Linked DNA regions of Homo sapiens: region 1 is linked to region 2. Evidence: read pairs that join two places in POLR2A ChIA-PET (ENCODE). Cell type or tissue: PC-3. All regions are shown on one strand. Links, peaks and the distances in the headings refer to the core of each region. The heading gives the core; the rest is flanking DNA.

Evidence for each region. ChIA-PET counts read pairs that join two places held together with the same protein. Peaks named below come from ENCODE experiments on the same cell type or tissue, not always from the same donor. Only the 100,000 strongest peaks of a DNase experiment are listed, where the experiment ranks them.
Region 1: POLR2A ChIA-PET joins it to region 2 with 9 read pairs; 1 of 35 experiments calls an interaction of 5 or more read pairs at or near these places.

What each region holds. Positions count from the first base shown.
Region 1 is chr6:56,311,314-56,317,429 of GRCh38, reverse strand. It overlaps a transcript of COL21A1 not described here. Among named protein-coding and RNA genes, the nearest start is that of COL21A1, 67 kb to the right of the region's middle. In PC-3, for the core only: a CTCF peak has its summit at 2,545 (motif pointing left); a DNase peak (open chromatin) is centred at 2,519; H3K4me3 peaks cover 462 bases.
Region 2 is chr6:57,239,212-57,245,327 of GRCh38, reverse strand. It overlaps a transcript of PRIM2 not described here. Among named protein-coding and RNA genes, the nearest start is that of RAB23, 20 kb to the right of the region's middle. In PC-3, for the core only: no CTCF peak of the experiment used is centred there; a DNase peak (open chromatin) is centred at 2,607; H3K27ac peaks cover 1,098 bases.

The sequences.
Region 1 (6,116 bases), core at 338-5,337, 930 kb after region 2:
TCTGAAGATGACTGCAATATAAGAGGCATTGTGACAGTATGGGGGATTGCAGCAGAGAGCCACAGTGTTATTGAGAAAATAAAGGGATAGAAGCTTATAAAATATTTTGCATGGTGCCAGGCATGTAGTAAGTGCTCAGTATATCATTTTTGAGATTCTAGTTTTAGTTTCAGCAGTAAAGAGCTCAGAACTCATCACTCTCACCTTTACTACAAGAAGAAGCTGAACAAATTGAAAACCAGTGACTTTTCTTGGTCTATAAGCGAACCAAGGTTGAGGGATAAACTGCCACCCTGACATCTGGAGAGAGAGGTGAGTGCAGACAGTCACAGCTGAGATCCGCTTACCTGGAACAGAAGGTGCTAGAGCCATAAACTGGTGCTAATATTTACATGATAATTTTGATTCATTGCTTGAATTTGAGTGTGAAGTAATCTAAAAGTGAGAAACTCCTTGGGGCTGCAGTCTTTGTATACTAAATGACACTTCTGAAGCAGAAGAAATATGCCCCAGTGACTAGACTGGGCTTGAAATTTTGTACACCCTAACCCAGCCTGCTGTTCAGAATTTTAAATGTCAAACTACTTCATCTCTTGAAGTATTTTTATAAAACTATATTTCCTTTTTATAAAAAATAAGAATAATTGGCCTTGTGCAGTAACTCATTCCTGTGAACTGAGGGCACTTTGGGAGGCTGAAGTGGGTGGATCACTTGAGGCCAGGAGTTCAAGACCAGCCTGGGCAACATGACAAAACCTCATCTCTACTAAAAATACACAAATTAGCCAGGTGTGGTGGCACATGCCTGTACTCCCGGCTACTTGGGAGGCGGAGGCACAAGAATCACTTGAACCTGAGAGACAGAGGTTGCAGTGAGCCAAGATCACGCAACTGCACTCCCGCCTGGGTAACAGAGACAGACTCTGTCTCAAAAAAAAAAAAAAAAAAAAAAGTCTATTTAGAATTTTAAAAGGTGTGCTTTTAATTGTAGTTTTTCTTAGTAGGCATGTAATAAAATTATAATTTGACTCCATGGCAGTTCAAGGATATGCTCACACAACTGCAATATAATAATGCATTAAGTACCATGTGCAAAAATACTGGTTAGCAATAAGTTCAAGCAAGAGATCTGTGCACATCATAATGATTACAATAAAAACAATATATTGCATACTTGAAAATTGCCAAGAGAGTAGATTTTAATTATTTTCATCACAAAAAAATGTTAAGAATGTGAGGCAACACATGTATTAAGTAACTTGATTTAGCCACTTCACAGTGTATACATATATCAAAACATATTGTATACCATAAATATATACAATTCTTACTTGTTGATTAAAAATAAATTAAAAAGAGAAAATTGGTTAGCAATGGCATAGCAATTAGCATAGGTGTGTTTTGTTCTCCCAGATCTATTGTGGTATGACTGACAAATAAAAATTGTATATATTTAAGGTATTCACTGTGATGTTTCAATAGACACATGCTTTGTGAAGTGATTACTACAGTCAAGCTAATTTAACATATCTATCACTTCACATACTTATCTTTTTTTTGTGGTGAAATTACTTGAGATCCCTCTCAGCAAATTTTGATTATATGATACATTATTATTAACTATGGTATGCTTTTTAAGTTCCTTTTCATGGGGAATAGAGAAGAACTTGATTGACCTAACTCAGGCAATTGCAAAGATCTATGTGCAAAAACAGGTAGAGGAGGGGTAGAGGGAGGAGCGGGAGATGAGGAGGAAGAGGGAGAGGAGGAAGGAAGAGGGAAGGAGAGGGAGGGATGGCGGAAGAGAAGGAGAGAAAAGTCTCAAAGGAAGCTAAGAACAGCCTCTAGGGAAGAATAGAAACTGTAGTTTGGAAATGGGAGATTCAAGATTCAACCCGGATCTAAAGATGGGCCTTTCTGTTGGTCCTTCAGAAGGAATAAGAGATCATCACTCTTTCTCTTCTTTTTACGTATTTCTTCCTGCAATTAAATGACTAATTCTCTCCATACTTCTAAATTTAACTTTAATAATGAGATAATCTTATCGGTGTAGCTGTCATCCTTGGCCGTGTTTGTAGAGAACTCTTCAAGCTGCCTCATAGGTGACTGGTCAGCCTATGTGTTCATCTGCCCCGTGGGATCAATCAAAAGGCAGGCATGTAGGCCCGAGGGGCAAGGAAGCTCTCACAGGTGGAGAACACAGTCACCCCGCTCAGGGCCTCTCCATGAGGAGATATTCCTTCAAAGGAAACAGAATATAGCTGTCTTGTGTTTTACAATCAGACATCTGGATGAAAAGAGAAAGTCAATTAGTTATTTGAGTTTACATTCATGTATTTACCTTGTTTCTAGACTGTCAAAATGTTTATAGCATTTATTACACTGGCTTTAAATAATTATCGGTTGCATTGATTTTTGTAAAGTTATGTAGTCTGCGTTTGCGGTAACACCCCATAATACTGCTTGTGCTCAGAGGTTCCAGAGATTCTTGTCTACAGGTGCTCAAATCCCAAGGAACCAAAGAATCTGTGTTGCTGTCCTGCCCTCTAGTGGTTTTGCTTGGGTTTACAGTTACTGCACTGCAACTTTCTCCGCTAATTCAAAATTACAAGGGAAACTGTGTTTTTGTTCCATTTAGAGAATGCACTAAGAACCATAACATCACAATATGTTTCTATTTCTTCTCGTGGGAAAATCACAAATGGTACATAAAACTCTGATAGGAAATCCAAAGTTGGAGCTATGAAAACTGAGTGTTTTGAACTTTAGAAGCTTTTCGTGTTGTTAAAATTATATAATGTTAGGAATGGAATAAAGTTTAAGATCACTGAATTCAACCCAATCACTTTGAAGTTGAGGAAAAAAGCTCCAAGATTTAAATATCTTGGCCGAGGTGTTGCAGACAATTTACATTAGAACTGAGCCTAGAATCTGGGTTTCCTGATTCTAGGAATCTTTCTTTTATACAACCCATATCTTACAATTAGACTTACTCAATGGGAAGAGGGCTCAAGGTCCAGGCTGTTATCAAGAAAAAAAGTGTGACATCTCCAACAGGAAAATGAATCTCTCTTTTGTTTGAAGGAAGGAGAAGATATATACCCTTTCTTTGTTGGGAAAATAATACAATTTAAAAGGATACCTTCTGGCCAGGTGCGGTGGCTCACGCCTGTAATCCCAGCACTTTGGGAGGCCAAGGTGGGCAGATCACAAGCTCAGGAGATGGAGATCATCCTGACCAACATGGTGAAACCCTGCCTCTACTAAAATACAAAAAATCAGCCAGGGGTGGTGGTGCGTGCCTGTAGTCCCAGCTACTTGGGAGGCTGAGGCAAGGGAATCACTTGAACCCAGGAGGTGGAGGTTACAGTGAGCTGAGATCACCCCACTTCATTGCAGCCTGGTGACAGAGTGATACTATGTCTCTCTCTATATATATACCTTCTTTATTGATTTCAGAGTATTATTTCTTGGCAAAGCAGAAAGAGCAGAAAACAGACTGAATGGAGCAGACGCAAGTGAAGAGGAACTACAGGAGTCTTTCATGTTTCTGACCTCATGTGCTTTCTCTTACTCAAATAATAGGTCACTAGGCTGATTTGGCTGGGGCATCTGTTCCCTTTCTATCAAGGATCTAAATGGCTATGCTATGGACTGAATTGTGTTTTCCTAATGGTTGTATGTTGAACTCAAGGATCCAAATGGCTATGCTATGGACTGAATTGTGTTTTCCTAATGGTTGTATGTTGAACTCAAACCTCCAATGTAACTGTATTTGGAGACAGGGCCTATAAAAAGTTAATAAGATTAAGGGAGGTCATAAGGGTGGAGTCCTAATCTGATAACACTGCGGCCTTATAAGAAGGGAAAGGGAGACAATAGAGAGATCTCTCTCTGATTTGTGAAGGCAGTGAGAAAGAACTGTCTGTGATCCAGAAGAAGGGCTCTTACCAGAACCCAACCATGCTGGCACCCTGATCTTGCACTTACAGCTTCCAGAACCATGAGAAAATAAATTTCTACTGTTTTGGCATGCATCCTATGATATGTTGTTATGACAGCCCAAGCTGAGATAGGTTACAGCTAGGTAATGTGTTCACTAGTCTAGAGACTAGTGAGCTGTTCTCACTAGAGAACAACTAGTCTGTTCTCTGACTGCTCCATCCCTATCTTTTTTTGGGTAACCCTCACAAATAAGGGAGGACTGTTTTGTGCAGTGTATATATGAGGAATTGTGCTCCCCTACTAGAATCTCCAGATACCCTAGATCACTCCACTTGCCCTGTACTTTGGCCATTTTAATTCCTTACTAGCTATCTCTAAACTGCATCCTCCTCCCCTGCCCCACCTTGAATGATCCCGAGAAACCAGGGGGATTTGCCAAGCATGGATAAGTAGTCACAACAATTAAAGATATGTGCTATGCGGCCAGTCTTCCTAGTGCGGAAGGCTATGGATTCAACTTCCTTACTGACATCTCTGAAACTTTTGCTACTGTGGACTATACCCTCCTTGTAAAAGACATCAATTTCTACTGGCTCTCTTGCTTCCTTTCCAATCCTTCCCTCCTTTTCCCCTCAAGGGCACCATTTCCTCTGTATGTACCTCAGTGGTCTCAGTGGTACTGAGGTGCGCCAGATGGTATCAGTCCATTATTCTCATTCTAAATGCTTTCTCTTTTGGCAACCTTGTGTCTTATAATGTTTTCTTTTTCACTACCATTCATATTTTTCGGCCTCCCAAAATAGCTTTTTTCTTTCATTCCTGTCCTAAAATCTCTTCTAGCCTTCAATTCATGTATCCAAACTGATAGCTGTATATTATTCCTGGCTATTGTGAGCTAAGTATCTAAGTACCTGCTGGATATTTTTATCTGACCATCTGAGAGATATCTCAAACCAAACAACTTAAGTATCTGAACTTACAGTTTTCATTTACTGAATGTTCCTACTCAAACCTCATCATTCCCTGACTCAGAAATACCAACATGTTCCCAGTCACATGTGCCTGAAAGCTGGGAGTCAGTCTCAATTCTTTTACCCCTTCTCCCATGGCCAATCAATCATCAAATTCTGTGTTATCACCTAAGTAATCACAAACTGCATCCCTCCTCTCCTTCCCTGCTGCTGTTTCTCTAGTTGACACCTTCTTCCTTGCTTGTTTGCATTAACCTTCTAAGTCAACAATCGGCTTCCATTGTTGACCCACTTAAATCTTTTATAGTACAGCTAGATCAAACAATCTTAAGATCAGATGTGACTGGTTGCAAATGACAGAGCTGTCTTCAAAACAAGGCGCATATGGTCCTTATACTCTAGTCACTGCCTTTCCTTCCAGCCTCATCACCAGTCACCTTTTCAGCATGTCATATTCCAGATTCGCTGAATAGTTTTATAGTTCCCTGCTCACACAATTCTGTTGTCAGTTCATTATGCTCTTTTCTTCTGTTTATGACTTACTACCGCAAACCTTCAGTCCTCATCCTCGCTGTCATTTTTTCAAGACTCAGTTGAGGCATCCCCCACTCCAGAAAGCCTTCCCAATATTGCATTAGGATAAGTGTTTCCCCTTTGTGCTAACATAGAGTCTTGAACATCCCTCTGCCATTGCAAGGATCATTCTGTAGTTTCATGTATATCTGCCTTCCTCAGTCATTCCTCAAAGGGAGTGACCATGTCAAGGCTCAGCCCAGGGCCTAATGGGTCCCAAGAAGTGTTTCCAGGGCAAGTATTTAAAGTTAAAGCCTTCAGTTTCAACATCTTGTGGGTAACTATTTATTTTTACAGAAATACATGTACACACACACCATATATTTACACACACAACTATAAGCACCTTAAGTAGCAGTTCTCTTCAAAAGTAAAACCCTGTTTGCCTGTTATAAAAATCTGGAGTGGTACTACAGGTCCATTTAAAGAAAAGTTACTTTGTCACGGTGCAACCCCCTCATAAAAATATAATTATAAAGGGTTCCACTAGCTTTCTTCTCAATGTTCTTCCTCCTTTTCACTGCTTATCTGAAAAGGAACTGGAGCACACATTACAATAATTAGGGCGGTACTGCCTGAGCCCGAGTGACTCTCTGCCAAGGGGCTCTGATCTGGACCACTCCCTCA
Region 2 (6,116 bases), core at 616-5,615:
ACACTATCTTGGAATAATTAACAATTTTATCTTTGATCTTGTGTTTTTAGCTTAATATGATAGGACGATGGAGCATGCTCAACAGCAGCATGGAAGTCATCAAGCAACCCGGCATCCTGGTGACCTGGCCTGGTAACATGCCTTGGGACCATCCTGGGCACCATAGGGCTCCAAGGTGGGTAGGCCTGCACCTAAGCCTAGACTGGTGGGGGCAAATGCAGCAGCAGAAACAGTGGAGAGAGGAAGGCCTCAATGTAGGGCAGTGCTGGGACTCGTGGAGGAAGGGCAGTTCTTCCCTGCCGGGAGCCATCCCTGCAGCCTGTACCTGAGGCATCTGCACACATATCAACTAACTCACTGACCTGAGCAGAGTGAGAGGAGCTGCCTATGCTCAGGAAGTGACTTAGCAAACGTGTTCCATAATTAATACGAAATAAAAGCATAGAGACATGGCAATAAAACGTTTCAGGGAGTTTTTAGAATTCCTCAAGGAGTTCAGAAACTTTGGTTTTGAAAACTGCTGCAGTGTTGCAGGGCAAATACCCACAGGCATGAAAACAGAAATTAAGCAATTTTTTTTTTTTTTGAGATGGAGTTTCGCTCTTATCACCCAGGCTGGGCTCACCTCAACCCCTGCCACTCGGGTTCAAGCGATTCTCCTGCCTCAGCCTCCGGAGTAGCTGGGATTACAGGCATGCGCCACCACGCCCAGCTAATTTTGTATTTTTAGTGGACACGGGGTTTAATCCATGTTGTTCAGACTGGTCTCGAACTCCCGACTTCAGGTGATCCACCTGCCCTGGCCTCCCAAAGTGCTAGGATTACAGGTGTAAGCCACCGCGCCCAGCCAACAAAATTGTATTCAATGGAAAAGAACACTATTTTCATATAAAGCCTTAGCTGAACCAATTTTTAATGAGGAAGACAATTTTAAAATTAATTTTTTCTTATGTGAACAAAAGTTCTCTGAAAAGGAATTTGGAAGAAAGAGACTTTATTCCAGTGAACAGTTTGCAAACTGGGAGATACAGCCTTTGGTGCAAAATGAAGGTGCATTTCGTTAAACAAAGAGAGGGTTCAAGTTCCTGCCCAGCTTCCGGCAAATAAAGGATTCAAACTTGCTTAGTTCTGATTGGTTGGTGCAGCTAAGTTCTGATCGGTCAATATGGCTGGTTTCTGATTGGCTGCGGTAGGTGAGCTCTGATTGGTCGTTTTCCAAGCCCAAACTCAGACGTCACAGGCTTGATTGCAGAAAGGGAGATCCAGTGATACTTCTACATCTTTCTGAGAACAGAATATGTGACTGCTTCCTCGTCCAGCTATGGCTGCATAGTTCTGTTTTTGAGCACCTCAGCCATGAGGAGTCCATTCTATCTGTCAGCCAGGGGTATACTTTAACAGGTATAATTAAAGCTACAGCATAGAATGCATAATTAGGCCCTTTGAATTACATAGAAGTCAGAAGCTACTTTCAGGTTCTCCCACAACCTCGGCAACTTACAGGAAATGTTGGAAGAATCTTTGAAACAGATTTGTATGAAAAACTAAATCCTGGCCAGGCGCTGTGGCCCACACCTGTAATCCCAGCACTTCGGGAGGCCGAGGCGGGATGATCACCTGAAGTCAGAATTCGAGACCAGCCTGGCCAACACGGTGAAGCCCCATCTCTACTAAAAATAAAAATAAAAAAAAGAGTCGGGGCGTAGTGGTGTGCACCTGTAGTCTCGGCTACTTGGGAGGCTGAGGCAGGAGAATCATTTGAACCCGGCAGGCGGAGGTTGCAGTGAGCTGAGATCGCACCACTGCACTCCAGCCTGGGCAACATACCGAGGCTCCATCTCAAATAAATAAATAAGCAAACAAGTAAATAAATAAAACAGGATTTAACCTTCTCATCTGTCCCAATATTCCAATTAACATACCCTCTTAATCTTTATCTTAGGGACCAACATCATTCCTTTCCTCATCTTTCTTCCCCCTTTCTCATATGTACACAGCCTCCCATTCTGAACTCAGGCTTTCAATAGCCACCAACCATCAGTAGCACACAAACACTCCTTATCCTTCTTCTTTCCCCATTAAAGCTCCCTTTTCCTGATACCAGGCAGTTATTGAGGGGAAAGGGTTAGGTAGTGAATGACCATCATCATTTGTATGTTTTTGCCATTTGCATTCTAAGAGGCTATGCAATATTAACATTCAGAATGTGTGAAGATGTGAATGAAGAATTATAGATTGCAAATGAGAGCAGATTGAACATTAGGAACCTTCTAAGAACCACTTATCCTTCATAGGTGGCTGACCTTGGTAGATGATATTGATAGTTGATATCGAATTGGAGAACATGGGTTTATGGAACAAGTAATACTACATTGTTTGAGAACATCTGTGAAATTCACAAAAGATATTTAAAACAGAATTTCTAGAAAATTCTTCTTTTCCATGAAAATTTACTCCTGAAGCACAAAACTCAAGGCAAACATCACTGTGAAACTGCCTGTGATTACCTCAGATACAAATCCAGATCAGATTACATCATTGCCTAATTATAATGTAAGGAGCCTGGACTTTTCAAGGCTCCAAATAAAGCCCAGATAGCAACACTGGTTTAAAAAAAGAGAAAAAGAGGCACATGATATGTTACTAATCTTCCTCTGAGAGTTAAGTAAATACACACCCTGAGACGTCATACAGTAAGAACTTTAAAATTGTTTATACCATATTAGGAAAAAAGCTTACACTATGATTAACATGTTTTTCCTTCTGATTTGGTAACCATCATATTGGTTTGGAAAAACATGACGCAATTTAAGTCAATTGTAAGTTATTTTATTTCCATTTTTTAGCCACAAAACATAATTTTTTAGTATTAAATTATTGTTCTTAAAAATAACCTAATTTAAATTACAATAATTCCCTCACAAAACATTGTTAGTAGATTAAAAAAATCAAAATGGCTCACTGTTTTCTGTTTTATTTATTTAAAAGCAATTTTCAAACACAAAATAAATGTAAATCTACATTTTATTGGCAGGAAATTTTTAATGCTTTATTGCTTTTAATGTGTTTTAACATGAAGGAAGTTTTTAGGTATTTTTATTTAAAGATACTGGAAGAAAGAAAGAATTATTTACTGAGCATTTACTGTATGCCAAGCTGTGTTCCAGATATTGATGTGTGATCTCATTACCTTGTACCAGAACATTGTACGAAACTAACTGAAGAAACAACTTATTATTGTTAATATTATTAATAATAGTGAGCCTTTATCAGTCACTTTACAGTTGACACAGAAAATTTTAATGTAATGTCTTTATCTATTTACATATTCATAGTTTAAAAAATTAAATGGTTCTGGCCGGGCACAGTGGCTGACGCCTGTAATCTCAGCACTTTGGGAGGCCAAGGAGGGCAGATCACGAGGTCAGGAGATCGAGACCATCCTGGCTAACATGGTGAAACCCCATCTCTACTAAAAATACAAAAAATTAGCCAGGCGTGGTGGCGGGCGCCTGTAGTCCCAGCTACTTGGGAGGTTGAGGCAGGAGAATGGCGTGAACCCGGGAGGCAGAGCTTGCAGTGAGCCGAGATCGTGCCACTGCACTCAGCAAGACTCCATCTCAAAAAAAAAAAAAAAAATACATAGTTCTGCATAGTTTAGTATTAAAACAGTAATCTAGTAATTCCATACTCCTCCCCATCCCCCCAATTCTTGTTTCCAAAGACTTTCAACACTTTTTTCGGTTTCTTTTGGTATTTACAGCCATTTCTATCCTTGCTAATACTGCTATTTTTTAAAGTTTTTTTTTTTTCTGCTTGCCATTCCTTCAGCAGTTTCCTGAAAAAGTTTTCAGTTTTACACATCTATCAACTTCCTATCATGAAGAGGAGAATCTGCTTTTTTTATTTTTTATTTTTTAAAACAGGGTCTCACTCTGTCATCCAGGCTGGAGTGCAGTGATGTGATCATAGCTCACTGTAATCTCAAACTCCTAGGCTCAAGTGATCCTCCAGTCTCAGCCTCCTGAGTAGCTGAGACAACAAGTGCGTGCAACCACATTCAGCTAATTTTTCTTTTTTCTTTTTTTCTTTTTTTTTTTTTTTGAGACAGAGTCTCGCTCTGTCGCCCAGGATGGAGTGCACTGGCGCAATCTCGGCTCACTGCAAGCTCCGCCTCCTGGGTTCACGCCATTCTCCTGCCTCAGCCTCCCGAGTAGCTGGGACTACAGGTGCCCACCACCATGCCAGCTAATTTTTTGTATTTTTAGTAGAGACAGAGTTTCACCCGTGTTAGCCAGGATGGTCTCGATCTCCTGACCTCGTGATCTGCCCACCTCAGCCTCCCAGAGTGCTGGGATTACAGGCTTGAGTCACTGAGCCCCGCCTTATTTTTCTATTTTTAGTAGAGATGAGGTCTTGCTGTGTTGCCCAAGCTGGTCTTGAACTTCTGGGTTGAAGTGATCCTCCTGCCTCAACCTCCCAAAGTGTTGAGATTACAGGTGTGAGCCACTGTGCGCAGCTTAATATTTTTGTTATTTGCTTAGTTTTCTATCTTATATTAATTTACCGTATACTGTATTCTAGAAATGTAAGTCTTTACTCAACATGTTTTTCAAACATGTTATGTATTCTATCAATTATCTCTCCTTGGAGACAGCCATTCAGGAGTCTTCTACCTCTTCTACCAATCAGGACTTGTGGCTTTCTCTGTCACACACAGCTGCTGTCCTGGGACTTCTCTCTACCTCTCACCTGTGCTGGTCTCCTGTTTCCTGGGTCCTGAGTATTCCTCTTTCTTTGTGTACTCTTTCATTTTATCTTCCCCCGTAGCTTCCCATTAGGACCAACATAGTCTCCTCCCTGAATGCAAGCTGCTCGTGGTCTACTGGGGAGACAGAAATGTCTGAGCCTAAAGATTCTTGACCCTGGCCAGGCGTGGTGGCTCACACCTGTAGTCCCAGCACTTTGGGAGGCCGAGGCAGGAGGATCACCTGAGGTCAGGAGTTTGAGACCAGCCTAACCAACATAGAGAAGCCCATCTCTACTAAAAATACAAATTTAGCTGGGCGCGGTTGGCGCATGCCTGTAATCCCAGCTACTTGAGAGGCTGAGGCAGGAGAATCGCTTGAACCCGGGAGGCAGAGGTTGCAGTGTGAGCCGAGATCGCGCCATTGCACTCCAGCCTGGGCAACAAGAGCAAAACTCCGTCTCAAAAAAAAAAAAAAAAAAAAAAAAACAGATTATTGATCCCCTAGATCCTCCTGCTAATACCTATATATAATTTATATCTCTTCTTTGGAGTACTTATAATTATGTTCTTAATATCTGTCCTCCCTACAGTCTCTGAGCTGTATGAGGGCAAGAACTATGTCTTTTTTGATTACTATTTTATGAGTTAGAGTTAGCATGGTGCATAACATTGTAGGTGCTCAAAAATATTAGTTATTTGAAGCAGCCCAAAATTCACATTGCAGATTAAGAAGCAGTATGATATAAATATAATCATGGCACTAGAAGAAAACAGGGGAAGGCACTTAAGGGAGGGCTCCTTGTGGATGGTGGCATTTAAACAAATTTTTTTGGAGACAAGGTTTTGCTCTGTCGCTCAGGCTGGAGTGAAGTGGCGCAATCTTGGCTCAATGCAGCCTCGACCTCCCCAGGCTCAGGTGATCCTCCCCCAACCTGAGCCTCCCGAGTAGCTGAGAATACAGGCATGCGCCACCACACCCTGCTAATTTTTGTATTTTTTGTAGAGATGGGATTTGGGGTCTCGCCATGTTGCCCAGGCTGGTCTCCAATTCCTGAACTCAAGTGATCCATCCCCCTTTGCCTCCCAAAGTGCTGAAATTATAGGCATGCGTCACTACACATGGCCTAAACAAATTCTTACAAAATATAAAAGAAGTGGTAAAACTAGAAGGAGAGGAGAAAAAAATGCCAGGAAAGAAAACAGCATTTTCAAAGGTACAGAGACATTAAATAGCATGATACGTATTGGGAACTATAACAAATTCAATGTAGCAGAATAAGAGGAACATGCCAGCCATGGTGGCTCACACCTGTAATCCTAGCACTTTGGGAGGCCAAGTCAGGCTGATCACCTGAGGTCAGGAGTT